Regions from separate parts of the Homo sapiens genome. Here regions 2, 3, 4, 5, 6 and 7 are each linked to region 1. The links are chromatin loops, found by intact Hi-C in ENCODE. Cell type or tissue: B cell. All regions are shown on one strand. Each heading gives the region's core, and the rest is flanking DNA. Links, peaks and the distances in the headings are about the cores only. Region 1 has its middle 23 kb from the start of GCM1. Region 2 overlaps LOC124901332 (a long non-coding RNA gene). Region 3 overlaps GCLC-AS1 (GCLC antisense RNA 1). Region 4 has its middle 10 kb from the start of ELOVL5. Region 5 has its middle 20 kb from the start of GCLC-AS1. Region 6 overlaps KLHL31 (kelch like family member 31). Region 7 overlaps ELOVL5 (ELOVL fatty acid elongase 5).

Region 1 (4,364 bases), core at 135-4,134:
GACCAGTCTGGCCAACATGGCAAAACCCTGTCTCTACTAAAAAATACAAAAGTTAGCCGGGTGTGGTGGTGGATGCCTATAATCCCAGCTACTTGGGAGGCTGAGGCAGGAAGAATTGCTTGAACCCACAAGGCGGAGGTTGCAGTGAGCTGAGATTGCACCACTGCACTCCAGCCTAGGCAACAGAGTGAGACTCCATTAAAAAAAACAAAAACAAAAACAGAAAAAAATACAAAACAGTGTAGGGCATGGTGATGCATGCCTGTAGTCCCAGCTACTTGGGAGACTGGGGTGGGAGGATCACCTGAGCCTAGGATGTTGTGCCTGGGCAACAGAGTAAGACTCTTATCTCACAAAAAAAAAAAAAAAAAAAAAAAAAAAAAAAAGAGAGAGAGAGAGAAAGAAGAAAAGAAAGGAAGGAGGGAAGGAAGATCATTGCTCAATGTGTGTCAGAGAGTCACAAAATTAAATTAATTATGGATACATTGAAAAGCAGGTAAATGAAAAAATGAGGCAATTATTAATTCCAGGAAAAACAAAGAATCATATCTTAGCAATGAACAATATTTGTCAAAGTAGTGTAAATGCCAACCACTAACTAACGAAAATATTTATGTAATTACCTTGGGAGGGGCAAATGAATCAGTAAAGTCTAAAACTAACAAATTGAGAAACACAACATGAGCATATTATTCAGAAACACGGAGATAAATGCTTAGGGAAATTCCTAAAAGAGATAAGGATAATTTTCTGTGGGTGTAGGGCTATGAGATAAGAAAAGGCAGTTAGCTGGCCAGGCGTGGTGGCTTATGCCTGTAATCCCAGCACTTTGGGAGGCCGAGGCAGGAGGATCACCTGAGGTCAGGAGTTCGAGACCAGCCTAGTCAACATGGTGAAACCTCATCTCTACTAAAAATACAAAAAATAGCTGGGTGTGGTGGTGCATGCCTGTAATCCCAGCTACTCGGGAGGCTGAGGCAAGAGAATCACTTGAGCCTGGGAGGCAGAGATTGCAGTGAGCCAAGATCACGCCATTGTACTCCAGCCTGGGCAAGAAGAGTGAAACTCCATCTCAAAAAAAAAAAAAAAAAGAAAAAGAAAAAAAAAGAAAAGGCAGTTAGCTATCTGCAGTTTTTCATGACAAGCCTTTTTCACTACTCGAATTTACATGCAGGTATTGCTTTGATAAAAAAAAAAAAATAACTGAAAAATATTTGCCCACTTGTAGCTCTGTCTCTTTTGGGCTGTAGTGTCAGGTAACTAATTTGATATATTAGCAAAGTAAAGCCTGATATATTGTCTAGCCCTATCAGATAATTTACTTAATTTTTCTTTTCTTTTTCTTTTTTCTTTTTGAAACGGAGTCTCGCTCTGTCGCCCAGGCTGGAGTGCAAAGGTACGATCTCGGCACACTGCAACCTCTGCCTCCCGAGTTCAAGTGATTCTCCTGCCTCAGCCTCCTGAGTAGCTGGGATTACAGGGGCCTCCTACTACGCCTGGCTAAGTTTTGTATTTTTGGTAGAGACAGGGTTTTACCATGTTAGTCAGGCTGGTCTCGAACTCCTGACCTCAGGTGATCCGCCCACCTCCGCTTCCTAAAGTGCTGGGATTACAGGCGTGAGCCACTGCGCCCGGCCAATTTACTTGATTTTTCAAGGGCTCCAATACTTCTATGCTAAAACGACTAATAGTAAAAATTTTAATCAACACAGGAAATTAGTGTGAAGAGTGGGGAATATTTGAGGTTTCCGAAACCAAATCACTGGGCAATGCATACATTATCCAGAGCCTAGAGCATCATGGATTCTCAATTAACATCTAATGGGATGTGTGACAGAAGAGCACAAAACTCATTACCCTGAGTGTGGTACCCTATCTACGGGATAGGATATTGGGGGCAGTGTGGACCCTTGCATCTAAAATATTTCCTGCATTTGTATTCCACAGATGCTTGAAATTCAATGATAATTTCATTTCATTGGTCCTCAAGGGTTTTTTGATATTTAGAGTTGTCTGCTAAGATGGGAAATTTCTCAGGAAAGGAACACCCCTTAGAAGGGGGTAATTTGCTTGTTACTGAGAATAAGAAGTGAACCAGGTATGGCAGCTGTGCCCATAATCCAAGTCACTTGGGAAACTGAAGCGGGAGGATAGCTTGAGCTCAAGAGTTTAAGTCCAGCCTAGGCAACATGGCAAGGCCCCCGTCTCTAAAAAAATAAAATAAAATAAGAGAAAAGAAATTTCTATTAAAAACTTATTTTAAAAATAAGTAAAATAGAATAAGAATGGAAAAGTGAAGGGTAGGCAAGGGCAGAGGTAATGGCCACACAGGACTAGCCTTCGGCTTGGTCATCTTTTCTACCAGTCACCAATCCAGGGCACCGAGAAAGTCCAGCAGCGCCTGAGCCTGCTGCACTTGCAGTAGCAGGGACTGGCCGGGAGATGGCAGCCCTGTCCCAGGTCGGGTGGTGCCTCAGCCGCAGTTCCTGTCACGGCCATCGGGAGGCAGTGCAGGAACACTCACTGATGTGTAGCAACTCAGCCTAAAAAGCAGTTTTTATTATAATACATTGCTGCTGTGATAAGCACTCAGCAAATATTTGTTTGAGTGAGTTGACTCTATGTCAGTCATTAAGATCACTCTCTTGAATGCACCCTCAACACCTTTGCAGGTACCACAATCCTGGGTCATCACTTTAAACCCATGTCCGTGAATGTTACCCTGTATCCCCGCCGTCCGTTCATTCTCACACTGTTTCACACTTGCAACTCACTCAGCTAAGCTCCGACACCTCACTCTGCTCATGGCCTTGCTTTCCAGTTCACTGAGAAAACGAAGCAGATAGACGGAACTTCACAGCGCCCTACCACGACCACAGGTCGGCCTTCCTGCCAGCGAAGGTAGGTGAACTGTCCTGGCTCCTAAGGGCAACCCTTCCCGTGCCCTAGGTAAAATCCCTTCTCACTTCCACGGAAACATGACTCCAGAAAATTTTCACGACCTTTTCCCCCACGTCATCAATTTTCCTTTCTCTACTAGCTTATTCCTATTAGCACAGAAACCTGCTGTTATCTATCCCATCATTATTTATCATTCCTCTTGGGCCCCAATTTTCTATCAGCTATGACCCTATTTCTGTTCTTTTTTCCAGTAATTCCTGGGGTTTTCCATACTTACTGATATTCACCAACTCCAAAGCCTTCCCTGCTATTCTCGGCTACACCCACTGTAATCAGCTTTTGCTCAGACCGTTCCAAAGGAACTTCTCTTGACCTCTGCATCACTTACATCCATTAGTCAACCCTGTCCTCATCTTCACTTTATCTATAAACAGCACTTGATTGCTAGCTCCTCACTTCACCGATCCTCAGGGCACCATCAACTGGCTTCTCCTCCCCTCTTAGTTCTTTGTGGAGTCTGCCTTTTCTCCCCAATCTATCCTTACCAAGTTGTCTAAGGCATGGTCCTTGCACTTATTTATACCTCTGGCTCAGACAGAAGTCTGAGCTCCATACTCAGCTCAGACAGAAGTCTGAGCCCCATACTCAGCTCAGACAGAAGTCTGAGCCCCTGAGCTCCATACTCTGATACCTAACTGTTCAACTTCTCTGCATGACCATTTAATCGGCCCCCATACTGTTATCCTCATATTCCCCTGCTCTGCCCACAGTCTTCCTGTCTCAGTTAATGGCTACCCATCCTTCCAGGCTCTCAGGCCAAAATCACTGCAGGCATCAGTGACCACTTTATTTCTCTCACACTCCATATCAGCTCCCTCAGGAAATCCTGCTGGCTGTACCTTTAAAATATATTGGGATTCAAGCCGGGTGTGGTGGCTCATGCCTGTAATCCCAGCACTTTGGGAGGCTGAAACAGGTGGATCACTTGAGGTCAGGAGTTTGAGACCTGCCTGACCAATATGGTGAATCCCCGTCTCTGCTAAAAATACAAAAATTAGGCTGGGCATGGTGGCTCATGCCTGTAATCCCAGCATTTGGGGAGTGTGAGGTGGGTGGATCACCTGAGGTCAGGAGTTTGAGACCAGCTCGACCAATATGATGAAACCCCGTCTCTACTAAAACTATAAAAATTAGCCAGGTGTGGTGGCATGCACTTGTAGTCTCAGCTACTCAGGAGGCCGAGACAGGAGAATTGCTTGAACCCAGGATGCAGAGGTTGCAGTGAGCTGAGATCACGCTTCTGCACTCCAGCCTGGGTGACAGAGCGAGATTCCATCTCAAAAAAAAAAAAAAAAAAAAAGAAAAGAAAAGAAAAAAAATACATATATATGGATTCTTACCATGTCTCACCACCTCCACCCACTACCACTCTGAGGTAAGCCATCAATATGTCTCCCCTGGAT
Region 2 (4,364 bases), core at 221-4,220, 74 kb after region 1:
TACCTTGACATGAACCACAATTAACCACACTCTTTAAGTGGTGGTAGCTTCCATTTCTGTCACTGTTACCTTCATAGTACTTTTTTTTTTTTTTTGAGACAGAGTTGCTCCTTCTGCTCACTGCAACCTCCACCTCCTGGGTTCAAGCGATTCTCCTGCCTCAGCCTCCCGAGTAGCTGGGACTACAGGCACATGCCACCATGCCTGGCTAATTTTTTGTATTTTTAGTAGAGACGGGGTTTCACCGTGTTAACCAGGAAGGTCTCGATCTCCTGACCTCGTGATCCGCCCACCTCGGCCTCCCAAAGTGCTGGGATTACAGGCGTGAGCCACCACACCTGGCCCCTTTATAGTACTTCTATCTCAGTTTGAATTTCCAAGGCAAAGCCAGACACCTTTTCTCACAAAGCCTGTGCTCTGTTGTTAGGTGTGGGCATGAGTCTTGCTGTTCAAACTCAACTATTTCATTCAAAGTGACCTTTCGTGGGTTTACAAATTCATTGAGGTTGAATGTGTAACTAAATTCTAAAATGTTAGTTCTAAACTAAGTTCTAAAATGGTTCTAAAAAGTTCGTATGTAAGGAGCACCAGGAGGGCTTGCTGAAACACCAGTTGCTGGGCCCCACCCCTGGAGTCTCAGGTTCAGCAGGTCTAGGGCGAGGTCGGAGGATGTGCACTTCTAATACGTTCCCAGGTGGTGCTGAGGCTGCTGGTCTGGGGGCCACATTGAGAAACACTGACTTGAATGACTTGATGCTGTTGCTGGCCTGCTTTGTAAACTTCTTAGACCCTATCCAGTAATTGCCTTTCTTTTCTTTTCTTTTCTCTTTTCTTTTTCTTTTTTTTTTTTTTTGAGACAGAGTTTCACTCTTGTTGCCCAGGGTGGAGTGCAATGGTGATATCTTGGCTCAGTGCAACTTCCGCCTCCTGGGTTCAAGTGATTCTCCTACCTCAGCCTCCAAAGTAGCTGCGATTACAGGCATGTGGCACCACACCTGGCTAATTTTTTTGTATTTTTAGTAGAGACAGGGTTTTACCATGTTGGCCAGGCTGGTCTCGAACTCCTGACCTCAAGTGATCCACCCATCTCAGCCACCGCACCCAGCCAGTAATTGCCATTCATAAAGAAAGCCAAGATGACACCTACAGAGCAAAATTATGTGATATTCAGGAATAAACACTGAAACATTATTTTGATTAGAATAATAGCTGCACGGAACAGAAACTTAGCTATAAGAGCTTAAGCAAATAACAGTTTGTTTTTCTTACATTCCCAAGAAGACTAGAAGCTGTGATAGGCTGGTGAAATGACTTCACCTCATCAGGGGTCAAGGCTCTTGCTAACTTTCTCTTCTGTCATCCTTGGTAAATGATCTTTGTCCTCATGGTCACAAGATGGCTGCTGCATCTCCATGTATTGCCTCTGCACTCTAGGCAGGAAAATGAATGATGAAGAAAAATGCATGTATGAGCTTTTCTGAAAGTCCCTCTAGAGACTTCTGTTCCCATCTCATGGGTTAGAACTATGTCACATGGCCACACCAAGCTTCAAGGGAGCCTCAGCACTCATTGACCCACATAAAATGGGGTTCCCGTCGATGAGAAAGGAAGGAAGAATGGGTGGTAATCAGCAGGCTCTGGGATGCACTCACCTGCTTGACTCCCAAAGGGTCACATTGCGTACTCAGGCCAGAGCCACCTACAGTGCTAAACCAGCCACGCAACAAGTGAAAGGGACAGAGAAAAGACATGAAGCCACTTCTGTACTAGCATTTCTTGCCTCCTGCTAATGGGTGTTATATGAAAAGGGAAAACTGAACTAGAACTTCTTTACTATAGACTTCTGAGAAGTTTTATTAAGCTTATGTATGTGATGACATTCCAAGGCAGGAACAAACATACTGCATTTTCCAAGCTTATTTGACCACAGAGGCTTTTTAAAAATTTTTCTGGAGCATCTCTCTGAACTACATTCCATGGAAATTTTTGCCAGAAAACCTTGATATATACAGTGTCAACTATCAGTGTGTTTTTTAAGACTCCTTACGAGAAAAAAAGCCAAGTATGTTCTTCTTACATCAGTGAGATAGTTCTACTTTTTTTAAGGGGAAGGAAATGAAAATAGGAACAGTTTGTGAGTCAGGGCGGGGGGTGTGATACCAGCCTGCCACCTGAGAACCATGCAACCTTGACAGGCCTGGTGGCCTCCCTAGAGTCTCCTGTGGTTTTTTTTTTTTTTTTTTTCTGTGAGACAGAGTCACCCAGGCTGGAGTGCAGTGGTGCGATCTCGGCTTACTGCAACCTCTGCCTCCCGGGTTCAAGTGATTCTCCTGTCTCAGCCTCCAGACTAGCTGGGATTACAGGTGCGTGCTACCACACCTGGCTGATTTTTGTATTTTTAGTAGAGATGGGGTTTCGCCATGTTGGCCAGGCTTGTCTTGAATTCCTGACCTCAGGTGATCCGCCCCCCCTTGGCCTCCCAAAGTGCTGGGATTACAGACATAATCTACCACGCCCGGCCAGAGTCTTCTGTTCTTACTTGCAAAACAAGATCTGTAGGCAAGCACCAGGATGCATCCCAATAAACCAAAATTCTGCAACTTCACAGCTCCTAGAAAGATCAAGAAGGGATGCCTGAATCAATCTTTGGTAATGGGAGATAGAGGATATATGCCCTCCTGTTGGGCGACAGAGTGAAACCCCGTCTCAAACACTGGAGATGGACTCTCGGGGTTTTGACATGTTGGCCAGGCTGGTCTTGAACTCCTGACCTCAGGTGATCCGCCTGCCTTGGCCTCCCAAAGTGCTGGGAGCACAGGTGTGAGCCACCACACCAGGCCTGGTTCTCCCCTTTTAAGGGCTCATGCATTCTATTAAGCTCACCTAGATAATTTAGGATAATCCCCCCATCTCATCACATCTGCAAAGTCCCCTTTGCCATATAAGGTAACATATCTACAAGTTCTAGGAATTAGGACATGGACATCTTGGGACTCATGGGCATTCTGTCTACCATGCAGATGAAATCTATTGTTTAAAGAAGTATAAACAGTGTTGGGAAACTGAAGACTATAACAAAAAATTCAAATTAGGCTTAATAGTATGTGAGACAAGCAGTACAAAAGGTAGAGAAGGTTTATGTGAGAAAAGAAAAGAAAAAAAAACCCAAGAAAGGAGATCAATTACAATACAAGCAAAAGTAGGACAACACTAGTTACGAGCTGGAAGCACGTGAATCCTTTAAGAGCCCGAGCAAAGGGCAAAGGTTTAGTATGGGATTGTTGGAGTTTCTTTCTATTATATATTGTACCTTCACCAATAGAACTAAAAGTCTAAAATCACACTATTTAAAAACCGAGAATGTATCAGCATTAACCAGATTGATCCTACAGGCGCTGCTTGACTTTCAGGTGTGGAGGTGGTAGGAAGAGCCACAGAATGGCCTGAAATAATTGCAGAGCTCCAGTGTTTGAAGAATGTATAGGAACCTGGTGAGGTGAAGGCACCCGTGCCTTTGCTTAGTGGCTTCAGGATGTGGAATAAAAAGGAACATGACATCTACATCCAGGTGAGAATTAGGCTTGGGACAAAGGGTGGTGAAGTATTAGTCCAAAGGTCAATAAAAGAGTAAGAATCACATGCAAGTAAAAGGATCCAGGCAGAGGGTGTGCAATAAGAATTTCTCAGTCCTGGTCCTGTTGTCATTGTGAACCACATAATTATTTGTTGTGTGGGTGTCCCGTGCATTGTAGGCAGGTTAGCAGCATCCCCGGACTCCACCCATCTGATGCAGTGGCACCCTGCCCCAGGATGTGACAACAAAAAATGTCTCCAGGCCTTGTCAAATGTCCCCAGGGGGAGGAGACAAAAATCACCCCAGTTGGGAACCACTGGTATACACTGAAAGAATAGGTAAGGGGACACAACACACCAAAAAGGGGGAGCCTGCAAGCCTGGAAAGAGTCTTTGAGGCTGCAAGGACACAAAAACCGAGGGAACCTTGTAAGGGGCCTGTTGCTGGAGCTGGTGGGCTGGCTGGGAGCCACCAAGAGCATCCAGCTGGTTTGCATACTGGCCTGTAACTTGGCCAGGGCAGGATCCAGGTCAGAAGAGCTCAAGTCTAATTCGTTCAGGGGTTGCACTCTGGTTGTTTTCCATTTGTTATGCAAGCACAGGTTTCAAAAGGCAATTCACCTGGGCAGGGGATATGCTTGCTTGCAATATAAACAGCTTGGAACCTATTATCTTACATGGTTGTTTCACTTCATCTAGGTTCACTGTCTGTCCTCCTGACCCCTGATTTGTAGAGGAGGGAGGAAACAAGGATGGTGGAGAGACTTGGATGCAAGTAGTGCCACCTCCAG
Region 3 (4,224 bases), core at 225-4,224, 310 kb after region 1:
AGCCTTGCATTTTCAGGGCAACAATCCCTGGCATCGAGTGGACCCTCAAGAAATATTTGTTAGCTGCCAGATGCAACTTTCCGCTGTATTGTCAACACTTTTTCAAAACACGTCACTGAGGATTTCAGTAACTTCCCAGCAGCTACAAGGAATCTTGGGAACCTTTTCTCTAGGCAGAGCAGGCTATTTAATACCCCATTTGTAATAGGGTGATTTAAAGATACTTTGAAAGCCAATCTAAGAAAAGACATTTCTCCGATGGTGCCTGAAGTTCGATGCATAGAGGTTTTTCTTTCTGTTACCCTCACTAAGTTCTTTGAAAATGCCTACAGAAGGGGTGTTCATATCAGGCCCTTGTGCTTCACGAGAATAAGTTGATCGGGTAAAAATTTTCTCCATAAGAGAGACCACTATTGGGAGGGGGCAGCTGCCCAGTTAGGAGGGTTAGACTTGTCCTGCACCAATATTGTCAAGCAAGTGGGCTCAAGGGTCCCTCTGGACTCTCCTACTTAACCTTCACTATTGGCTTAAATATAGGAGTGACCATCCCCTCTCCAGAAACTGGCCTCAGTCCTGTAGCTTATTTCTTGGGATCAGTGACCCACCTCCACTTTCCACCACCTCCAGAGGCTCGAGAGAACCTGTCCCTGTCTAAACAGCCATTATTAAATGTGACTGTATTTTTTTCTCTATAGGAATGATGTATTTTCTATTTAAAAAAAAAAAAAAAAAACTCCCACAATCTTTGTGTGACTTGCATTTGAGAGCGGCCAAAGGACCTACTTGCAAAGCAGTGCAGAGGCTGACATTTACTGATAATCTGCCATGCACGAGGCACCCGGCCAGAGGGACGCTTCCTGTTCAAAATGACTGTTAGGCAGATGCTATCATTTCCATGTTACTGAGAACAAAGTTGAATCTCTGAGAGAGAAAAAAAGGAACATTCACAGGGTCACAAAGGTGGGTTGAATTCCAGAGACCCTGTTCTCTCTACAGCAAGGAAAATTACCCATACCCAGGAGAGCAGGGAAATGTCATAAATTCTTTGTATGCCCTCACTGCACTTTGCACAGGGCTTGGAGTCTTTGATGGAGAATGCATGTAACATAACCCACTGAAATTAAGCTTAAACAAAAATGATACTTTGCTGGGAGGGATCCTGGTCACCCCCTAAAATCCGAGGAAAGTTGAACAACCAGGCCTCAGTACCAAGAGTTCTTGGGTTTTATATCTGTCTAATGCTACACCCGCAACTGGACTAAATAACCTGCATCTCTGTCTCTTAGTCAGAGTTCTCAAGAGAGAGACCCTAATTGGCTCCTGGTCAGCCAATGAACTTCCTCCTCCTGAGTCAGGTGTTCACTTCTAGTCCAATCAGCTATGACCAAGAGTCAAGCAAAAGCAAAACTTCCGGGGGCTAATTCTGAAGTCTGCCCAATGGTGTCTACTGTACCCAGATATAATTCAATACATGTTTATTGTCTGGTGTTTTTTGTGTTCATTCGTTGCAACCAAGTTCTTTAAGAACCTTGGATACATCGTCCTTCATTTAATCATCAGGCGGGGGTTGATAGGCCATAGTGATCAAGAAAAATATGTGAAATTTCTATATGCCAGTTATCGCTGTGTTAAAAACCTTCAGAGCAAATTAAGAAAGGAGAAATAAACTATTTGTTCTCAAAAGCTTGGTTTCAAGGGGACCGAGGAAATGGGAAAAGCATCTGTGGACAAGGCTATTGTGCTTGCTGCTGGAAGACTACCAAGGCCAGTTACTAAACGGGTGGGCAGCAACAAGTAGTTGCTTTGTTTTTTTTTCCCCCATAGGAAGTTGTTGTCTCTGTTTTGCAAGTTTGTCAAATTTCTTTTGTTTCTGGGGTCAATAACCTAGATACTTGAGACTCTTTTTTTCCCCTTCCGAGGGTCCTAATTTTGCATTTTACGTAACACCAATCTTGACCAAAAGCTGATTTATTAAGGAGGTTTCTTCTGGGTTAGTTGTTGGTGCTGGAGGCTGCGTGTACATGACTTAGTCTTCTACTGCCACCATGAGGGAGATGCTGGAATTGCAAGGCTCTTTTAGTTATCAAATGTAAATTTTCATAAATGAAAGTGAGCACGTTTAAAATTATCTCTATCTATTTATCTATCTATCTGTCTGTCTATCATGTTCATATATATATAAAATGGAACAATCCACCTCCTAAAACATATCCTCTGAAAGGCTTAAAGAGATATATAGTATTGCCAAGTGTGTCTGAGTTAGGTAGGCGAGGGTTTGAGACCTGCCTCTGCCTACCACTACAACCGCCCTTACACTAGACATTTAAGTCTTCTAAGCCACAGGTGTAAAAATGGTCTGATAGTACCCATTTCACAGGGCTTGGTATTGAAAAAATGACATAGCCTGTGTCAGTCTCTAGCATTTGGTAAGTACTCAATAAATGATTACCATTGCTATCACCTGAAATTGACCACGGCTGAAAGTATTAGAAAAGCTTTCTGCAGGGAGAAAGAGGGGTGAGGGTGGAGGGTACCAGTAACCCCGTGAAAACAAACACCAGTGCACAACTGGAGTGGATGCTCAATAAACATATGAAAGGTTCAGGGGAAAGGGGTAAAGTCACCAGGGATGGCTCTAACAGCCAAAAGAGGGATGGAAAACACTCTTTTAAGCTGACCATTTTAGAGTCAAAGAACCAAAAATATAGAATGTTCGTGTGGTAAGGATTCTAGATATGTACTCCAGCTTTTTTTTTTTTTCAAGTGGGGCAACCGAGTGATTGAATCACTCTTCAAGTTAAAATGTTAATCAGCAGTAAAGTGGGACTAGAACCCAAGACTTTTGTTTTCTTTTCTTTTCTTTTTTTTTTTTTTTTGAGACAGGATCTAACTCTATTGCCCGGGCTGGAGTGCGATGGCACATTTGTAGCTCACTGTAACCTTGAAGCCCTGGGTTCAAACAATCCTTCCGCCTCAGCCTCCTGAGTAGCTGGGACTACACTCACACACCACTGTGCCCAGCTAATTTTTATTTTTTTGGGCAGAGACAGGAATCTCACTATATTGCCCAAGCTGGTCTGAAACTTCTGGCTTCAAGTGATCCTCCCGCCTTGGTCTCCTAAGGTGCTGGGATTACAGGCATGAGCCACTGTGCCCACCCCCTCAAGACTTTTGACAAATAATCCAGAGCTCTTTATATATAAGCACCAAAATATCAGTCAAGATTAGCCAAATCAGGATTGTCTTGGATTGAAAAAAAAAATGGGCAAGTTGCTTAACCTGATTATGCTTTAGTTTCATTACTGGCAAAATGGCAATCATAATATCCTACTGCAGGGGTTCTAGTAAAGACTGAGATGCCACATGGAAAGCATTTAGATTTGTGCAATAAATGTCCACTGGTATGATTATATGAGTACAGACTTCATCTGGTACAATTACACCGTCTCCTGAATGTGATCAACAAAACTTTGCCATCTCTAAAACCACTGGCTTCCTAACCCTGCCTCCATGATAAACTCTTTAATGGTGGGAACATTTGTACCTCTTTATACGTTCTCGTGCCTGTATAATTACCTTTTTAAAATTAAACTTTTAATTTTGAGGTAATTCTAGGTTTATATACAGTTATAAGAAATAATACAGAATGATCCCATGTACTCTTCACCCAATTTTTTTCCAGTGGAAACAGTTTGAAGAACTGTAGTACAGTATCACAACCAAGATATTGGCATTGACAAGATCGACCCATCTTATTCAGTTTCTCCTGTTTTACTTGTATGCATTTGTGTGTGTGTGTGTGTATTTAGTTCTATACAATTTTATCACCATTGTAGGTTCATGTTTCCACTTGACAGTCAAGACACCAAACAGTTCTATCTTTCATGAGGATCCCTTGAACTGGCCTTTTATAACCACACCAACCTCTCTCCTGTATCCCCCTGCCCCATCCTGAAACTCTAGCAACCAATTTGTATTGGGCTTTTTTTTTTCTTGATTATAATTCACTGGAGACTCATCCAGATTGCTGCCGATATCACTAGTTTATTCCCTTTTGTTGCTGAGTAGTATTCGATGAGATAGGTGAGTAGTATTAGATGAGATAGATGTACTGCAATTTGCTCAGCCATTCACTTCTTGAAGGACATCTGGGTTGTTTCCTGTGTTGGGCTAGTAGGAATAAAGCTGTTGTGAACATTTGTATACAGCTTTTGTGTAAATATA
Region 4 (4,364 bases), core at 225-4,224, 190 kb after region 1:
TCATATCACAGTTTATTGTACTTTAATGACAAGATAGGCAGATTCTGACGTGGCTCCAATAATCTTTGCCGCCTGATATTCATGCTGGTGGGTTGGACCTAGTAACTTGTTCATAACAGAACATGGCAAAAATGATGGAATGTCGCCTCCTAGATTGTTAGAAAAGAAGGTGTGACCTCTATCTTATTGGCACTCCCTCTGTAACTTCTTGGCTTTGTGTACTTTGATGAAGGAAGGTGCTATGGAACTGTCTACATGTCAAGGAACTAAGGTTGGTCTCCTGTCCACAGGGAGCTGGGAACTGAGGTTCTGAATCTAACAGCCCTTGAGGAACTAATCCTGCCAATCACCACATGAGTGAACTTGGAAGTGGATCCTTCCCCAGAAAAGTCTTGCGATTACTCCAGGCCCAGTGGATACCTTGACTGCGGTCTGTGAGAAATCCTGAGGTAGAGAACCCTGCTAAGGCAAACAATGCCCCAATTCCTCATCTGCAGAAACTTTGAGGCAAAAAATGTTGTTCCAAACCACTAGATTTTGGAATAATCTGTAATGTAGGGATAGTTAATACTTTTTACAACAGAATCAGACACAGACTAATTGAAATAAAGTTTATTTACTTTGCTTATCAAAACAATCAAGGTATGCCTAGTGTTTGATAACTATGTCAATATACCGGTCACAAGAATTTACCTTTCCCAAAATGGTTTTCTCATATCATGAAAAACATATACACATATGGGTATAGGTTGCCCAATTTCAAAAAGAAGAGGTCAAGGCAAGCGACTTTGAAAACAAATTAAGCTGCTGCTTCACTGATTAGGGAACTTACTGGTAAGGAACCCTCATTCCTCAACCCACTTCCCCCAGATATCAGTAAACATTTTCTCAACTCGGGGGTAGTCAAGTGCCTCAATTTCTCACTTCATTTATTATTTTGAATTAAGGTATTGCAGCTTACTATAACACAAACCAAAACACAGACATTATATGGGGAGGATAACGCATTGAACTTTCGTTCACTAATGAGTAGACCCAATTAGTTTATTAGATCAGCCAAGCAAGGAGAAACTAGACTGTGAAAGTCTGAAAGCCCAGAAAATTGTGTTGTGGTTAAGAAAAATTCACACGGAGTAGGGATAAAGGGGGGGCACAGTGGATGCATAGAACAGGCATAAAAAGACAGAATTACTTTTCAGAAAACATTCATTCATGAATGAATTCACTTGTTAAATTATCCTCCGCACATAGCAAGAAATCTAGAAGTCAGTGGATGCTGAGTACATATTTACTGACTATTCTTTGGGAACTTGGTATGTGCTAGGAATTGGGGTGATAAAACTTTTTACCAATATATGGCAAAAAGCGATGTGCCTTAGGAAGTGCAAAAAAAGTGCTGTGGGAATCCACATGTCAAAGAGGATGAGGAAAGGGCATTGTAGCAGTAGGGCCTTTGCAAAGGCTGTATACCCTCTTCTTAAAACTGCTCACCTCTCCTCTTCCCAGGTCTCAATTGAGAAGTCATCGTTTTAAAACGACAGGTCTTTCCCATACCTGGCTAAAATCAGTTTCTCCTCTACTTCCTCTTCCTCAGCCACTACTTTACTTTGTCCACAGCACTTAGCACAATCTGTAGTTGTTCTGTTTACTCATTTTTACCTCCTACCTTCCCTATTACACTTCAGGATGGCAGAAACAAGTCTACCTTGTTACTGGGGTGTGCCGGGCATAAAGTGTGCGCACACTTTTTTTTCTTCCTGTTTTTCGAGATAGGGTCTCGCTCTGTCGCCCAGGCTGGAGCGCAGTGGCGCGATCGCCGCTCACTGCAGCCTCGAAGTCCTGGGCTCAAGCGATTCTCCTCCTTGGCCTCCCAAAGCGCTGGAATCAGGGGTGTGAGCCACCTGGCCTGAGTGACTGAATCTAAAATATGGAGTCAAAAAGGGGTATTGGTGTAGGGACAGAAAAAAACTGGGTGTCCAGACATGAATTCCAATCAAAGGAGCCGGGCCTTCTTGGCACATCGCGCTCCGAGAACCCGGGAGGGATCCAGAGAGGCGGGGACGCCCTTTGTCACCGGCCTGAGGGGCGGGCGTGGCTTCCCTTTGCAACCCCTTCCCCCAGTCTTGACCGCAGGCCCTTGAGGGCCACCATCACTTCTGGGTTCCCGGAACGCGGTGGGCACACTCGCGCCAGGCGCGGGTACCAGGGCCTGCCTGGGGCCCCCTCCTCCACTCGCGCGGCGTGGACACCGTTAACTGCCTGTGGCTCAGGGCGGTGCCGCCGCCACCCCCGCGGCACTCGGCTCCTCTCGCCAGCCCTGCGCCACTCGGCTCCTTTCGCCCGCCCCGCGCCCTCGGCGGGCCCGCCCCGCTCCCCCGCGGCGGTCACCCCATTCATTCCGCGGCTGCACCCACCAATCACCGCTCACCAACAGCGCCGCATCTGGCGATGGGGCGGGGCCTCGCGAGGAGCACGCTCGCGCCCTCCCCGCCTTGAGCTCGCTCCCGGGCCGGGTAATTCCCGGGCAATGACCAGACCTCGTCCCCGCGCTGACCCTTCCTGGGGACATCGGGTGGGGGTGGAGGAGGCGCTGAGCTAGGGAGAGGAGGGTTGTGCGGCCCGGACCACGCAACCTTGGGATCGGAGGGTGGTTGAGGCCTTGAGGGAAGAATGGAAGGCGGCCTTGACTTCTGGTGCTTCCACGCCCTTCAGATCCAGAGCCCAGAGCGTCCAGGCTGGAGTTTAGGACGTTCATCAGAGTCCCGAGACGCGCGAGTGGGTGGAACCGCGTGGGGCGGGAGAAGAGGGGGAGATTAGGCAGCAAGAAAATGGTCCCCGTGGGCAGTTCAGCCTAAACCTGGAGCTGGGGAAGGGCCTCTGGAGAGAAGCCTTAAATCGTTACTCATCTTTCACAGTCTTTTATAATCGTGAATGAGCCCTCCGTTGTAGACTGTTAATGCGTGTCCAGGATGCCCGAGAGTGGGGGTAAAACAATAAAAGACTCCTCCTGTTGTGATTAAAATTATATTTGCTTTTTGTATCCTCCTAAGTTCCATGATATTGAAAATGTGTCTTGTTATATTTCATAAATGAGCTTTTAAAAAACTTCTGAGATATCTTCCAAAAAGTATCACTCACCAGGGAAGAAAAGAAGAGGAAACCTAGTGGCTTTTCTGTTGACGCCAAAGGTTACTCCCTCTGCCTCACCATAAAAAAAAAAAAAAAAAAAAAAAAAAACAAACCCCAAAAAAACAAAAAACAAGAAAAAGCACAGAAAGCAGTTTGGCTTGCTTGTAAAGTCTTGGTAGATATTTCTGCTTATCATTTAATCCTTTTAACAAGTCTGTAGGAATAGATGGGTATTACCACCAGTTGTAGATGTTGAAACAGGCTGAGATTCATCTGGCCAAGGTCATACATAGTTTGTAAGTGACAAAGTGTGGGCCTCTCACCGGTAGACGGTCGTGACTGCAATTGTCCAGGTTCTTGACATTTTGAACAAAGAATTGAACAAAAGGCCCAGCAAAGCAAAGAAAGAATGAAGCAACGAAAGAACGAAAGCAGGGATTTATTGAAAACGAAAGTACACTCCACAGTGTAGGAGCTACCAGGGCAGAGGCTCAAGGACCTGGATACAGAATCTGCCTGGGTTCAAATACCCTCTAGAGGTTTGTTTCCCTTTGGCCACTTCATGCTCACCTCATGTAAATGAAGTGGTAGCCCGCAATCAGTCTGATTGGTTGTAGACAACCATTCAGAGGCTGGAGTGAAATTACAAAGTTGCAAAGGAAGACTGGACCCGCAATCGGTCTGATTTGTTGCTAACTCCCAATTTTCCAACTGCCTGGCAGAAAATGTCAAGGGGAGTAGCCTCTGATCCTCTTGTTACTTCGGGGTGGAAAGTTAGGGTTTTCTTTTCTTTTCTTTCTTTTTTTTTTTTTTTTTTTTTTGGACGAAAGTCTTGGTCTGTCACCCAAGCTGGAGTGCAGTGGTACAATCCCAGCTCACTGCAACCTCCGCCTCCCAGGTTCCAGTGATTCTCCTGCCTCAGCCTCCCGAGCAGCTGGGACTACAGGCGCGCGCCACCACTCCATGCTAATTTTTGTATTTTCAGTAGAGACGGGGTTTCACTATGTTGGCCAGGATGGTCTCAAACTCCTGCCCTCGTGATGCACCCGCCTTGGCCTCCCAAAGTGCTGGGATTACAGGCGTGATCCACTGCGCCCCGCCTCCTAATTTAGTTCTAGGAAGTTGGTGTGAAACAGCTTTAGGTTCCCTGCCTCCAGATCCTATTCTCCTGCCTCAGGCCCTTTCCATACTTCTCTCCCTTACATCATGAAATTTCAATCCACAATAAATGGAAG
Region 5 (4,364 bases), core at 195-4,194, 240 kb after region 1:
TTAGAAATTGTTTTCAAAACACAATATCTTGATCATACCTAAAACAATAAATAAAATTGCTTACATCATCAATAACCTGCCAGTTGTCAAATTTCCTCAATAGTCTTTTTTTTTTTTTTTTTTTTTGAGACCAAGTCTTGCTCTGTGGCCCAGCTGGAGTGCAGTGGTGTGATCTCTGCTCATTGCAACCTCTGCCTCCTGGGTTCAAGTGATTTTCCTGCCTCAGCCTCCTGAGTAGCTGGGATTACAGGGGTGTGCCATCACACCTGGCTAATTTTTGTATTTTTAGTAGAGATGGAGTTTCACCATGTTGGCCAGGCTGGTCTCCAACTCCTGACCTCAAATGATCCGCCTGCCTCAGCCTCCCAAAGTGTTGGGATTACAGGTGCGAGCCACCGCACCCAGACTTCAATTATCTTATGAAAAGTTTTTGCTGCCGTTTTATTTGAATTAGGTCTAAGTAGTATCCATACACTGCATTTCGTTAACACGCCTCTTACATTTCTTTTAATCTAGAGATTCCTCCTTACTCATTTTTCTCTTCTTCACAAGTTTTTTTTTTTTTTTTTTTTTTTTTTTTTTTTTTTAAAGAAAACCGGTCATCCAGGCTTTCTTTAATGATGAGAAGAAATGGAAGTATTTGCCTGTTCACATTCTTGAATGCTATAGGGTTCTCCAAGTTGTAGATTAGAAAATGCTTTAATTTGAACTCTGAAACATTTCCAGGCAAAAGCAGCATTACATGGTCTTTGTATGCCTTGAATCTTGGCATTGTCTTGGATGTGCGATGAATGTATGTATGCTCCAGCATACAAACATTCTGTTTCTGAAACAAACTTCAGAAAAAGTTTGTTTCATTGGCATTAAACATTTGTTCTGGTAAATATTTCTCATCCACAATTATCCTATGCAGCTCTTTTTTTCTTTTCTTTTCTTTTTTAAAGCTTTAAGACATTCAATATGGCATTTGCTGCCTCACTGCTGATCTTCACATTATGAAAATTATGAGCCATTTGAAGCACTGGAACAGCCCATGACTTGCTATAAATATTTGCATATAGGTGGGATCATCAGAATGTTTTTTAGTGTATAAAAAAGAGTAGAGGCCGGGTGCGGTGGCTCACCCCTGTAATCCCAGCACTTTGGGAAGCTGAGGCGGGTGGATCACGAGGTCAGGAGATCGAGACCATCCTGGCTAAAATGGTGAAATCCCATGTCTGCTAAAAATACAAAAATTAGCTGGGCATGGTGGTGGGCACCTGTAATCCTAGCTACTCGGGAGGCTGAGGCAGGAGAATGGCTTGAACCTGGGAGGCAGAGGTTGCAGTGAGCTGAGATCGCGCCACTTCACTCCAGCCTGGTGACAGAGCAAGACTCTGTCTCAAAAAAAAATAAATAAATAAAAAAATTCTTGCCTTAGCCTGGATTGTCTGCGGTTTAAGTGGTACTTAAACTATATCTGATACTTCTGTATCTGGTCTTCCATCCATGTGACAAGTATTTTTTCATATCATCAGTTGGCGCAGCTCTTTTCTTCCTAACAACAGTGAATTTAACCAATATGGATGATTTCACTGCATCACTGATTCACTTCTTATCCTTTGAGATGGTTGAGATTGTGGATGTGAAAGTCCTAATTCAAATGCAGTGGCTATTACTGGCTTGTCACGTTCATGCTGGGCAATTACTCTTGAGTTTTATCTTGAGAAACTCAGAAGTAATTTGCCTTCCTCTTCTTATCAGAAGCAGGAGAACACGGATGGGCATTTTGTAGACATGGTAAGATGTGGAAACACAAGACTCAATATTCAAAAAATGCTGGCAACACAGTAGTACACTGTAGAGTATCGGCTGTTTACCCCTGTGACCATGTGGTTGGCTGGGAGCTGTGGCTCACTGCCGCCACCCAGCATTGCGAGTGAGAATTGTACTACATATTGCTCGCAGGAAAAAGATCAAAATTCAAAATTCAAAGACAGTTCCTACTGAATGCGTATAGCATTTGCACCATTGTAAAGCTGAGAACCAAGTCGGGGACTGTCTGCATTTTCTCCTCTAAAAAACTTCATATTTCTTAACTGTTCACAGAAAAGGCTTATACAAAATAATCAATTTGGGAGCAATGGCACCTTTAAGCCCAGACTGTAGTCTCTAAACATTGCTTCTCACCAAAAAAATCCCCAAGCTCCTTGGAGAAATGAACAGTCCAAGTCTGGAGCAGGAAAGGAGATAAGCCTAGAATTTCTCTGTCTTTCTCGTATGAACTGTACCTCAAGATATACAAGGAGTGGATGAAGAAAAGTTCTTTATAGAAAAATTCTAACTAATAAATGAAAAAGGAATAAAATAATTCGATTATAGCCATTTTGTAACTTTTAATGAGATAATGGATCTAAGTAAAATATGTTTAGCTTCATTTGTTTCATCTTACCTATTTTACAATTTTATTCTAAAAGTAGTAAAAATTTTGGGATCTGCCTTATCTCAGTCTTTAGGATGTTCTTTGCCTGCCTCTAACATTCCTGTATCTTGAGTAGCAAGTGGTCAGGCTGAAGTGAAAATTCTTTAGTCATCACAAGGAGGTTGTACTGTTATCATGGGTGCCGGTTCAGCCTTCTCGTCAATGAAGCTACCCCTTCCTGGGAAACTCCTGCCAGGTCATTAATAACAACAAAGGAATTCTATTCCAGGAGGCCTTACTCCCTGGGTCTCTTGCTGCTGAAGACTTTATGGGATTTCCATGAGCAATTAGTGATTAACTATCCCAACAGCTGGCCATGTTGCTCCAAGAGGATTTGTCCTGCTACCTAGTTGGACTTTGATCTCTGATCTGTTGATTACTACTTTAATCCATTTTGTGCTGCTCTATTAGGATACTGAGACTGGATAACTTATAAAGAACAGAGGTTTATTTCCTTCTTATAGTTGTGGAGGCTGGAATGTCCAAGATAGAGAAGACTGCAATTGGCCAGGGCCTTCTTGTTGTGTCATCCTATGGTGGAAGGCAGAAAGGTGAGAGGGAGAGAAGGAAGAGGGGAAGGGGAGCTGAATTTATTCTTTTATTAGGAACCCTCTCCCACAATAACAATAGTCCGTTCATGAGGGTAGAGCCCTCATGACCCTAATAACCTCTTAAAGCTCCCACCTCTCAACACTGTTGCATTGGGGATTAAGTTTCCAAAACACAAACTTTGCAGGGGACACATTCAAACTGTGGCGATTTCCTTCCAGAAACGTATGGTGGCTGCTTGGCCAGATGCCCAGCTCACTGCACTAGTTGAGTGCAAAAATGGATAAATTGGCTACGTAGAGTTATGTCAGGCTTACTAGCACAAGATCCATGAGAAAACATTCATGGACACAGGGTTGGTGTCCCATTGTCCATCCTAGACAGAACTAAACACAAGACATCCTCATCCTTGTGTTGTGAGGCATTTAAGATGAAGTATTGGCCCATCCCCCATGATCACACCTGGGTGCCACAGCAATGTGGGGTGGTATCACCTGGTCTCTGGTCCTATCCTGTCAGATCAGTTTCCAGGTTGGGAGAATCACCACCCCCTCTCATAGTGCAATCAGAGGGCTGGCGTCCAAGCCTAACAATTTCAGCTCTTTTATTAGGTAGCATATGAGTGGCAAGATTTTCCATGTGCATTTTCAGGACTGAAGGACTTCCAGCCCCAGCACTAGCATCATGGGGGTGAGGGAGATTCTGGAATCTAAGTCAACCAGAATTGATTGTCTTAAGCACAGGGTCACAGTGGTTTCCAGGGAGCTTCACAAGAGGCCCTTTCCTTTTCTGGGAGACTAGCCTGCACAGGGTTTGTCTTGGGCAAATTAATTCTTTCCTCTCTGGATACTTGGGTTGTTTCTGGGCATTTACTGTTGGAAATAGCACAGCAATAAATAGCCTTGTGCTCACTTCCCTTGGGAAATGTACCATCGTATCTCTGATATTGAGTTCTGGAAGTGGGATTGCTAGGTCAAAAGTCTTGTGCAAATTTTCTAGATATTGCCCAATCCCCTGAGTTGGGGTTGTGCTATTTCATCTGAATTTTAAAAAGTTCTCTATGTAAATCCAACATGCAGCCAATATTGAGAAACACTTTTCTAGAATAGGTTTTCAAACATTTCTTATATCACTTGAAAACTACTTGGGCTGTTTGGTTTCTTGGTAAATCTCTGATTAGGTCTTCAGTTAAAACGATTCCCTCTAAGGCATGAGCACTGACATTATAGGCCCTTAAACCCTGTCTGAATTTAACAGTAATGCCCTCCATTCATATAGCAGTTTCACCAATGCCATCTCCTTTCATCTTCACAGAATTTCAATGACATAAAGAAAACTGATCTTATTCTCTCCA
Region 6 (4,364 bases), core at 186-4,185, 480 kb after region 1:
TCATATTGGTCTTTATTTTCCTAACTGTTGAAGCAGAAGATAGAACAGCAATGCACCCAAGAGTCTGGTAAGCTCAAATATGTGGATTTTCTGAGTCTTCAGATAAACAATGTAGAAAATAAATTAAATGGTAATTTTAAATGATTTATCCAGCACTAACATGTCTCCAGTTTCATCTCTAGAAAGCCACTGCCAAGTTTTTGCACAACCTAATTTATCAAGCTTTGATAGATGAAAAATCCTCTAGTTTCAGTATCTCTTCTCATTATTCCATCATGTAATGTTGCAATTGATTGATTCTCATTTCATTTCAAGCCCTAGGTCCTCCTCTTCATACAATACTTCTAAGATGTCAATGGGAACACATCTATTGGTGTGCATCAAGGAATTACATCTATTCACTCACTTATGATCTGTAACCCACAATAAAACACCCTTTTCTCCAAAAATTAACCATATACTATAGGCTTCTCAGTTGTATGAGTGTGTGCGTATACACACATATACATACACCAAGGTAATATACCATATCCACATATACCAAGGTAAAAGATTCTTTGTGTGGGATAAGGAAACAGCCCAGCGCTTTTACATTAATAATATCTTGTTCTTAATTTACAGCGTTTGTAGCCCTTACCTGAGTGTTATCATTAAATATCCAGAGATTGAACTTTTCATCGGGGTAATGATATAAAATTGTTCCACAAAGTGTACTATATGAACCACTTTTCACAGTTCAAATAACATATTTTAGAAATAAATATCATAACTAGCAATAACCTATCTACACAAGGTGGAGAGGATGAGATTAACAAAAACCAAATTATATTTCCATATATCTCATGTTCAATTCCTAAATAGCTTGTTTTATTTTTCAAAATCCAATTGCACATAACCCATAATTGATAGGCCACTTCCTCTCCAAAACAAATAAACTGTCAAAGAATAAAGTGATAAATTATAAAAAAGGAAAATATGTATCATTTACTACAGTCATTCCCTTTCCCCAAAACTTGGCAAACATATAGGAAAAGTGCTATCAAGTGGGTACACTTTGATTATAAATCCAAAGCTCATTTGGAGCAGATGAGATTAATAAAAATAGGACAGAATGAGTATATATTTTTATATACGTGAGATGAGTGCTTGATTTTTACTTAAGAAATCAGGAGGATCCATATTAAATGGGAAACAATGGCATTTATCAACAGGAGAACCCATTCATCCAGTTACTACCAAATCTACAAATTCCAAATGTTTCTATCATTCTTATCATATAAAAGATTGGGGCAAATAAAATTATTGTTATTGGTTGTGTAAACTTCAAGCTCTCTAAGCTTAAGGCTAATGGTCCTTAGGGACATAGTTTTATTTGGTGATCTTCGCGGGGTGTACATTAGGGCCAAGGTTGCCTTTAACCAGGTTGGTGTAGTTTTTAGGGTGAGGGTAAGGCTCCCAGGGTATGTGAAATTCTTCTTTAATAGAGGACAAGGGATAAAATGCAAATCCTTCTAGTTGAAACAACCAAATGACTTAAATTTATGCTATAAATTAAATGATTCATATCAATTACTTCATTGAGAGCATGATTTTATGGTAGAAAATAAACTGGGGCCTGAGGCATGGAGGAAGAGGAATGTCCGCTAACACAAAGGTTATCAAATTTAGGGTCCCTGGGTGGAATCCCTATTCCTTTTCGGTCAGATCTTGTTTTAAGCTTTATTACGTTGTCATGGGATATCTTTCAAAATCCTTTACTCAATCACATATGGGGGGAAAATTGCGTTGAAATACAGAATTAAATCTTAAGTCTTTATGGAGATCGACAATTTCCATTTTTAAATAAATAAAATCTATATGAATATCTTCAACTTCCTAAAGAAAAAAGAGAGAGAGGAAAATAAACTTTTGAACATGAAATCACTTACATAAACCTCAAGTGTACTAACGTGTAGAGGAAAAAATCTCAAATGTGGGTGTAACCGCTATACATTTAGGAAACATGCCGCCTTGGGAGAGTGCCTATAACGAATTCCGTCTGCCACCCAGTGGCCGCTGAAATAAATTGTTTCTTTTGTTGGCCATTGCCCTGTATTTTGCTAAAAAAAAAAAAAAAAAAAAGAGGTAGATTATGCCATACCAGGAATTTAAAGCCATCAGGACATGTGCCTCGACATATTTTACAATACAATCAGTGTAGTAAATGTTAAATATTTTCCTTTTCGCGAACTCAGAGGTTAACCACGTGGCTCTACGAATAAATAACGTGTTCTTCCTGCGTCCCTGCATCTACCTGGGCTCAGATACTGACTGGCACAGAAGATACCGAACTGGCCCGGGATTCCCGAGTCACGTTGTTGGGCATCGAGAGGGTGCAGCAGGACACGCCGACAGTGGCCTCGGGTAGCTCGTCGTCCTCCGTCCACTCGTTGAGCTCGGGGCTGAAGCACTGGATGCACTTCTTGTACTTCTTCTCGCCCTCGTTCCAGCCCCCCACCAGGTAGGCGCGGCCATGCAGCGCCGAGACGCCCGCAGTGCTCACTCCCACCTGCAGCGGCGCCGCGTAGCTCCACTGGCCGGTCGCGGGGCTGTAGCACTCCACGGTGAGCACGTCCACGCGCTCCCCGCGCGGCCCCAGCTGGCTGCCGCCCATCACGTACACTCTGTCGCTCAGCGTGACCGCGCAGTGCCAGCCCCGGGGTGTGCTGAGGTTCGGCAGCTCCTGCCACGAGTCGCTGGCCGGGTCGTAGGCGCACACAGAGCGCGAGTAGGCGTTGGCTATGTAGCCTCCGGTCACCAGCACGCGGCCGTCGGCGACCGCGCTAGCGTGGCAGCAGCGCGCCACCTCCAGGGGCGTCTTCGGCTGCCACTGATTGGTGGAGGGCACGTAGCACTCCAGCGAGGCCAGGCTTCCTTCTGCGTTGCGGCCGCCCGCGGCGTACACGAGCCCGTTGAACACGCTCAGGCTGAAGTGCGTGCGCTTCTGGTTCATGCTGGCCAGGTGTATCCAGGTGTTGAAGCGGGGATCGTATCTGGAAATGATAGAGAAGGTGTAACAGCTTTGTCGGCGGCAGCTGGGGACCCCATGTTACTTTGCAAATCATGAGTGGGAAGCCTGACACTACCCCTGCAAGGAGGCGAGGGACCTGGCCCAGCACCTCACCTGGAGGCTGGAGTTTCTCTCTCAGCCAGTAAAAATGTGTGACACTTGGAAAAGACAAAGCAGGCATTGACCACCCCTCGCCCCCGTTTATAAGCCTCTCCTCCGTTTATAAGCACTCCCTTTATGGGGCCACTTGGAGAAGAGCCCACAGAGACTGAGCTTTCAGTCCCCCTTTCCTCCATATTCAAATATCTATCATCCAGTGGGATTTACGAGATGTGCACATGGGGGAGGCTGGGCATTTGTGACGATCAGAGGAGTGGCGATCAGAGAAGGGCATCGCCATATTAAAGTCAATTCTGCATATCCTCAGATGCCAACCATTCCTAGCTCCCTGTCACAGTTTAAGATACGAATTGACTGACTGGATTTCTCCATTTCTCACAAACCCCTTAATCCTACACCTCTCTTGGCCATTGCGACAGTAAAGCCAAGCCACTCAGCAAAGTCTTCTCTTGTCTGTTAGACTGAGACCAATAGAACTGTCTAAAAGCATCAACAAAGGCTTAACTTTGGATACTCTTCTATTTTCCAGCACTTGTCAGTAGAGAAGACTTTTTAGTTTAGGGATAAATATATATTTTTTTCAGTGCTCGGAACTATCCATGTATAAGCACTGCAATCAATACCTCACAAAGCGACTCGAGTACTAAAAGGTGTCTTTACAGCAGGAGGAAAATAAGCATAGTGAACTGATGCTTTCCTGTTGACATAGTTCAGAAGTATTGTAAATACAGAACTCACTCCTTCAGTCTGATGTTCATCTTTGTCCCATTTAACTCCCAAATTAAACTCAACTATAGTTACAAATTAAACACTAAAAATCAGTTAATTGTGTTCTTTAAAATGCATACACACATAATGGAATAATAAAGTATATTTTTCATGAAATACTACACAAATTTTCAGATCTTGCTCATTAGTTATGTTTGACTTTGTACTACTACCATGATATAAGCATGATTTTCTGAACATTTCATATGAATGGAAGTTTAATTTTTAATCATAAATATATAAAATAATATGGCATTTGAATTCCATTTTTCTGAAGGATGTGTTTTACTCTTTTACTCTTTTCTGTATGTATCAAAAATACTGACACATTTTCTGTTATTCGGTTTTCAAATAAGTATTTCAAATTAATTAGCTGCCACATTTTTAATGATCTCATTCTATTTGCCAATTATGAATTTGACAGTTG
Region 7 (4,364 bases), core at 124-4,123, 120 kb after region 1:
AATGATTTAAAAACAAAACAAGGGCTGGGTGTGGTGGCTCATGCCTGTAATCCCAGCACTTTGGGATGCCAAGGCGGGTGGATCACCTGAAGTCAGGAGTTCAAGACCAGCCTGGCCAACATGGCAAAACACTATCTCTACTAAAAATATAAAAATTGGCCAGGCATGGTGCTGCACACCTGTAATCCCAGCTACTTGGGAGGCTGAGGTGGGAGAATCGCTTGAAATTGGGAGGAAGAGGCTGCAGTGAGCTGAGATCGTACCACTGCACCCCAGCGTGGGCAACAGAGTGAGACTCCGTCTCAAAAATGAAAATAAAAACAAAACAAAACATGAAGGTGAAGCAGCAATGATCAGATAAATGCCTATTTAAAGGGCAGTATTTAACAAACTGAGGAGTAGTAGCATGAGAGCGAAGACCTAGGCGGATCCAGAGGAGATACTGGTATAGGAAGGGCCTCTCCTGCCCCTATTCCTTTTCTTAGGCAGGGAGGAGGGAGAGGGAAACAGGTCAGCCGCCAGCAGCAAACTGACAACCTCTTCTTGGATGGCGGGAAACTCCTTGGCAGCCAGAGCCCCTAAGTGTTATGTGTCCCCTGAAAGATTCAGCTTCATACTCTGGCTGACCCCAGGAAGCTACCTCTGAAAAGCATGCTCCCCTTTGAACCCTGCTATGATGTTCCCCGAAAACCTGTGGCTCCTCAATCTTAACTACCCGCCAAGGCTCACAACTCCAGAACATGAGGCACATGCAGCATTCACCTACTGCGTCTTCAGAGAAGCAGCAGTTGGGAGGACAGCCTTTGCCATTTCTTTAATTTTTTTATTATTCATTTATTTATTTATTCTGAGACGGAGTCTCACTCTGTCGCCCAGGCTGAAGTGCAGTGGCGTGATCTCAGCTCACTGCAACCTCTGCCTCTAGGGTCCAAGCGATTCTCCTGCCTTAGCCTCCAGAGTAGCTGGGACTATAGACACACACCACCACACCCCGCTAATTTTTGTAATTTTAGTAGAGACCAGGTTTCACCATATTGGTCAGGCTGGTCTGGAACTCCTGACCTCAGGGGACCCACCTGCCTTGGCCTCCCAAAGTACTGGGATTACAGGAGTGAACCACCACACCCGGCTCTGCCCTTTCTTTGACCCCTCCCAGACTGGACCATCTTGCTACTCTCTCCAGTCGTTTTCACCTTGATTTCACAGAACAAGAACAGGCTCAATAAAGCATATGTCCACGTGGGGAACTGTCAGTCAGTCTTCCTTTCTTGCACTGTACACACTAAACTTTCCCAGCATTTCTCTCATGGCTGGCTTGCTTTGGCTTCAGAGGGACATGCCCTCCACACCCTCCCCACTAGTTATGCTATGGTCACGGAGGGTGTTACTGTCAGTCCGGCAGAACTGGTTGTGCTTAGAAGTCATTCAGGGAAATGGCTGGCCCCAGGGACTTTAAGGGGATGCTTAACACCTTTTGTTCTCAGCTTTGGGCCTTGGCTGTCAATTTTAAGAAAACCAGTTCCCACTTAGCAACTAACATCAGACTGTTATTTTGTATGAACATATATATCACAAACAATAAATACACACAAATCTCCCTATTTTAACTTAAACCTCTGATTTACACTTTGCTTTATTCATTTTCCCACAAATACTCATCTTTCCAAATTGGCACATATTCATCCTCCCACACCGCACAGTGCTTCCCGGGCACCTGACCCGAACTCCAGCCCCAGGTAGAGAATCCTTAGGATCTAGTCAATCTGTGGTGGTCCTAACCCCCTCTGGTGGCTGGTTCAGGCAGGGGCATGTGAAGCAATTGTGGCCAGTGAGTTTTGAGGGATGACAGCTGGCAAAGAGCTCTGGGAAACAACTTCTTTATGCTTAAAACCACACAAATGAAACATTTTTTCTTCTTCCTCTGAATGTGCTGCTTGGAGCTGCTGTAGCCATCCTACAACTGTGTGAAGTGGGGGACCCATTCTGAGGACAGAGCTGCTGATACCTGGAAGTGGCAAAGTAGAAAATGACAAGAACAAGGATCCTTGGTTACATCATACAGTCCCTGAAATAACTACGGAATTGCTCCACCTGGTAATGCAAGCTAATAATTATTATTATTATTTTAGCCATTTAGAGTTGGATTTTTTGTCCCTTACAGCTAAAGTAAGGCACTATCCCAACCCAAGCACATACAGATGGATCTAACTTATTCTTTTTTGTTCTTTTCAATGGGCCATACACTAATTTACAGAACCTCTCCCCTACTGACAGGCATCCAGATGATTCCTTGAAAAACAATGCTGTAATGAGCATCCTGATATGTATCATTGCATAACTAATCAAGGCTAGCCACAGGATAAAGTATTAGGAGTAGAATGGCTAGGCAAAAGGGCATGTGCATTTTAATTCCAACAGAAGGCAAAACAGCCTTTCAGAGAGGTTGTACTCTTTCTCCACGCCTTCACTATTATCACTATTATCATAGGTGACATGAAACCTATTATTTCATCTCTGCCATGTTAATAGACTAAGTCCTTTTGTTATTTCTTTTGTGTTTTAAAAATCATGAGAAACTGAGATTCTTTTTGTCTGTTTAAAAGCCATTTCTAGTTTTTCTGTGAGCCTAAGAAGTTCTTTATACAAAAGACTTTAAAAGACTTTTACAGATGACATCAAAAGAAGGCAATATGAAGCTGATTTACTTTCTAAAAGATACAGCAAGTAAGGTTCAGGTGCATATTTACCAGTGAGTTAACATGATACAAAATGAGAAGACCTTAAAAAGCCCTTAAAATTGTAAAAGGGGAAAGGTTTTAAACTCCTATTGCAACACTGCATTTTGGAAACTAGTTTTTCTTAAAGACTGCCAAGAATTGAGAAAAAAATGCCACTGATAATGGTGAAATCTATAGTATTCTCAGGCTACAAGCTTTACAGCATATTTTTAAACTCCAGTTAAAGTCAACGGAGGACCACCCACAGCAGGTGTCTCTGTCAGAGACTTCTCCAAATTCCTTGTTATCCAGGATAAAGTTTTAGACTTATCATAGAAAATGCTAACATTTTCTACTATCTCCTCATGCAATATTTACAAGGGACTATAGGCAGGGAGTGATGCTGCAGAAGGTAAGCAAAACCAAAAACCACCTTACCTCGAGGGCCTAGCAATGCCTTGAAATAGGTACTAAGTGATGCATCAAAATGTTCCATTTGAAAACCTATTAAGAAAAAAAAAGATACTGATTAATCTCTACTCAAAATGTTTTTTATACAGTATTTTTTCATAAAAGAATAAATTCTTTTCAAAGAATATGCTACAGACAAGGTTAAGTTCAGTTCCTTAGGTTAAAAGAATTTAATTCACAGAAGTGACTTCTGTGCTAGATCTAACTTGAAGATCAAAAGGAAAGACACAATTCTGTGAGTTCACTTTATAAATGAAGTGCCAGTTTTCTGAACTTCTTTTCTTAGTTCCATAAAAACTCTTTCCGTGAAGCTGAAATCTCAGTGGGGAAAAAAGTGGAACTAACTGGAATGAGAGGTGGCAGACAGGAAGAGATCCTGTCTGGGCAACAACTGAGGACTTGAGGTAAGACAAGGAAGAGCCATATCAGGGAACAGAATGCCACAGTGACAAGACAGTTTTTTCCGCTTGTTACTTTTATCAATTATTATTTTACAGTACTTCATATCTACAGTAAAAAAAAATTCAAGTATTAAAAATTAAAAAAAAGGGGCAAAAATCTCATTACTTCCCTCAACCTCAATCCCCAAGCCACGCATCACAAGGAACCTAATGGTAACATTTCTTCAATATACTTCCAGAGATTTCTCCTCTTTTGAGCACAAAGAGGTCATGCTAAATGGATGTTTTCACAATTGTGGGTGAAATCTACCATTAGTAGATGATCATGTCAACTTAGCATTAAAAATAATAATTGATCATAGTAGAGAATCAGAATGCTTTGCTCTCAGTGAGAATGAATATAGTTTTATAAAACTTTAGTTTTATTATATCATATTTATAAGTATAATGTACTTAGCTGTGATGTAAAATATATTCTTACTGTGGGGATCACAGTTAAAAAAAACTAAAAAAACACTATTATATATAGAAGTGTGTATATATTACTTGCTTATTTTCACTTAATAAAACATCTTGAGATACCAGTTAAAGATTTACCTCCATCTTCTAAGATTCTATAGCTCCCTACCTTCCCCAATTTAAGATTTACATTTAGAGGGTAGCTAATCAACTTTTCATATGCATACTGACTAGATTTTCCAACTTTCCTGGCCATTCTTCTTACAGGAATAATCATCAATATTATAACGTCCAAGGGCAAAGGCAGAACTGATTT

The links. Peaks named below come from ENCODE experiments on the same cell type or tissue, not always from the same donor. Only the 100,000 strongest peaks of a DNase experiment are listed, where the experiment ranks them.
Region 2: it touches region 1 in a loop (6-fold over the local background); 10 of 110 quality-filtered maps call a loop at or near these places.
Region 3: a loop joins it to region 1, with 16 times the contacts of the local background. A loop is called at or near these places in 106 of 110 quality-filtered maps.
Region 4: it touches region 1 in a loop (7-fold over the local background); 37 of 110 quality-filtered maps call a loop at or near these places.
Region 5: it touches region 1 in a loop (21-fold over the local background); 67 of 110 quality-filtered maps call a loop at or near these places.
Region 6: a loop joins it to region 1, with 5 times the contacts of the local background. A loop is called at or near these places in 30 of 110 quality-filtered maps.
Region 7: it touches region 1 in a loop (16-fold over the local background); 48 of 110 quality-filtered maps call a loop at or near these places.

The regions. Positions count from the first base shown.
Region 1 is chr6:53,169,584-53,173,947 of GRCh38, forward strand. No RefSeq gene overlaps it. Among named protein-coding and RNA genes, the nearest start is that of GCM1, 23 kb to the left of the region's middle. In B cell, for the core only: CTCF peaks have their summits at 2,468 (motif pointing right) and 2,676; DNase peaks (open chromatin) are centred at 2,498 and 3,309; H3K4me3 peaks cover 1,101 bases; H3K27ac peaks cover 1,528 bases.
Region 2 is chr6:53,243,002-53,247,365 of GRCh38, forward strand. LOC124901332 (a long non-coding RNA gene) reads right to left here. Exons shown (of 4, transcript XR_007059612.1): 2 at 2,540-2,611; 3 at 1,270-1,430; 4 at 1,044-1,143. Among named protein-coding and RNA genes, the nearest start is that of MIR5685, 32 kb to the right of the region's middle. In B cell, for the core only: no CTCF peak of the experiment used is centred there; DNase peaks (open chromatin) are centred at 659, 1,610 and 2,150; H3K4me3 peaks cover 2,289 bases; H3K27ac peaks cover 3,322 bases.
Region 3 is chr6:53,482,789-53,487,012 of GRCh38, forward strand. All of the region lies in intron 3 of GCLC-AS1 (GCLC antisense RNA 1), which reads left to right. Among named protein-coding and RNA genes, the nearest start is that of GCLC-AS1, 53 kb to the left of the region's middle. In B cell, for the core only: a CTCF peak has its summit at 2,058; DNase peaks (open chromatin) are centred at 873, 1,363 and 2,033; H3K4me3 peaks cover 1,498 bases; H3K27ac peaks cover 482 bases; H3K27me3 peaks cover 250 bases.
Region 4 is chr6:53,357,072-53,361,435 of GRCh38, forward strand. No RefSeq gene overlaps it. Among named protein-coding and RNA genes, the nearest start is that of ELOVL5, 10 kb to the left of the region's middle. RefSeq lists a silencer at 2,181-2,540 and enhancers at 2,292-2,800, 2,801-3,308. In B cell, for the core only: no CTCF peak of the experiment used is centred there; DNase peaks (open chromatin) are centred at 829, 1,800, 2,390 and 3,380; H3K4me3 peaks cover 2,089 bases; H3K27ac peaks cover 3,990 bases.
Region 5 is chr6:53,408,961-53,413,324 of GRCh38, forward strand. No RefSeq gene overlaps it. Among named protein-coding and RNA genes, the nearest start is that of GCLC-AS1, 20 kb to the right of the region's middle. In B cell, for the core only: a CTCF peak has its summit at 1,904; a DNase peak (open chromatin) is centred at 1,871; H3K4me3 peaks cover 788 bases; H3K27ac peaks cover 362 bases.
Region 6 is chr6:53,649,299-53,653,662 of GRCh38, forward strand. KLHL31 (kelch like family member 31) reads right to left here. Exons shown (of 3, transcript NM_001003760.5): 3 at 1-3,032. The coding sequence ends at 2,300. Among named protein-coding and RNA genes, the nearest start is that of KLHL31, 14 kb to the right of the region's middle. RefSeq lists a silencer at 1,833-2,127 and enhancers at 2,499-2,558, 2,589-2,808. In B cell, for the core only: CTCF peaks have their summits at 2,021 (motif pointing left), 2,229 and 2,467; DNase peaks (open chromatin) are centred at 2,063, 2,313 and 2,723; H3K4me3 peaks cover 1,343 bases; H3K27ac peaks cover 801 bases; H3K27me3 peaks cover 634 bases.
Region 7 is chr6:53,292,487-53,296,850 of GRCh38, forward strand. It overlaps ELOVL5 (ELOVL fatty acid elongase 5), which reads right to left. Exons shown (of 8, transcript NM_021814.5): 2 at 3,156-3,221. The coding sequence starts at 3,213. Among named protein-coding and RNA genes, the nearest start is that of MIR5685, 18 kb to the left of the region's middle. In B cell, for the core only: CTCF peaks have their summits at 1,781 (motif pointing left) and 1,985; a DNase peak (open chromatin) is centred at 1,785; H3K27ac peaks cover 3,926 bases.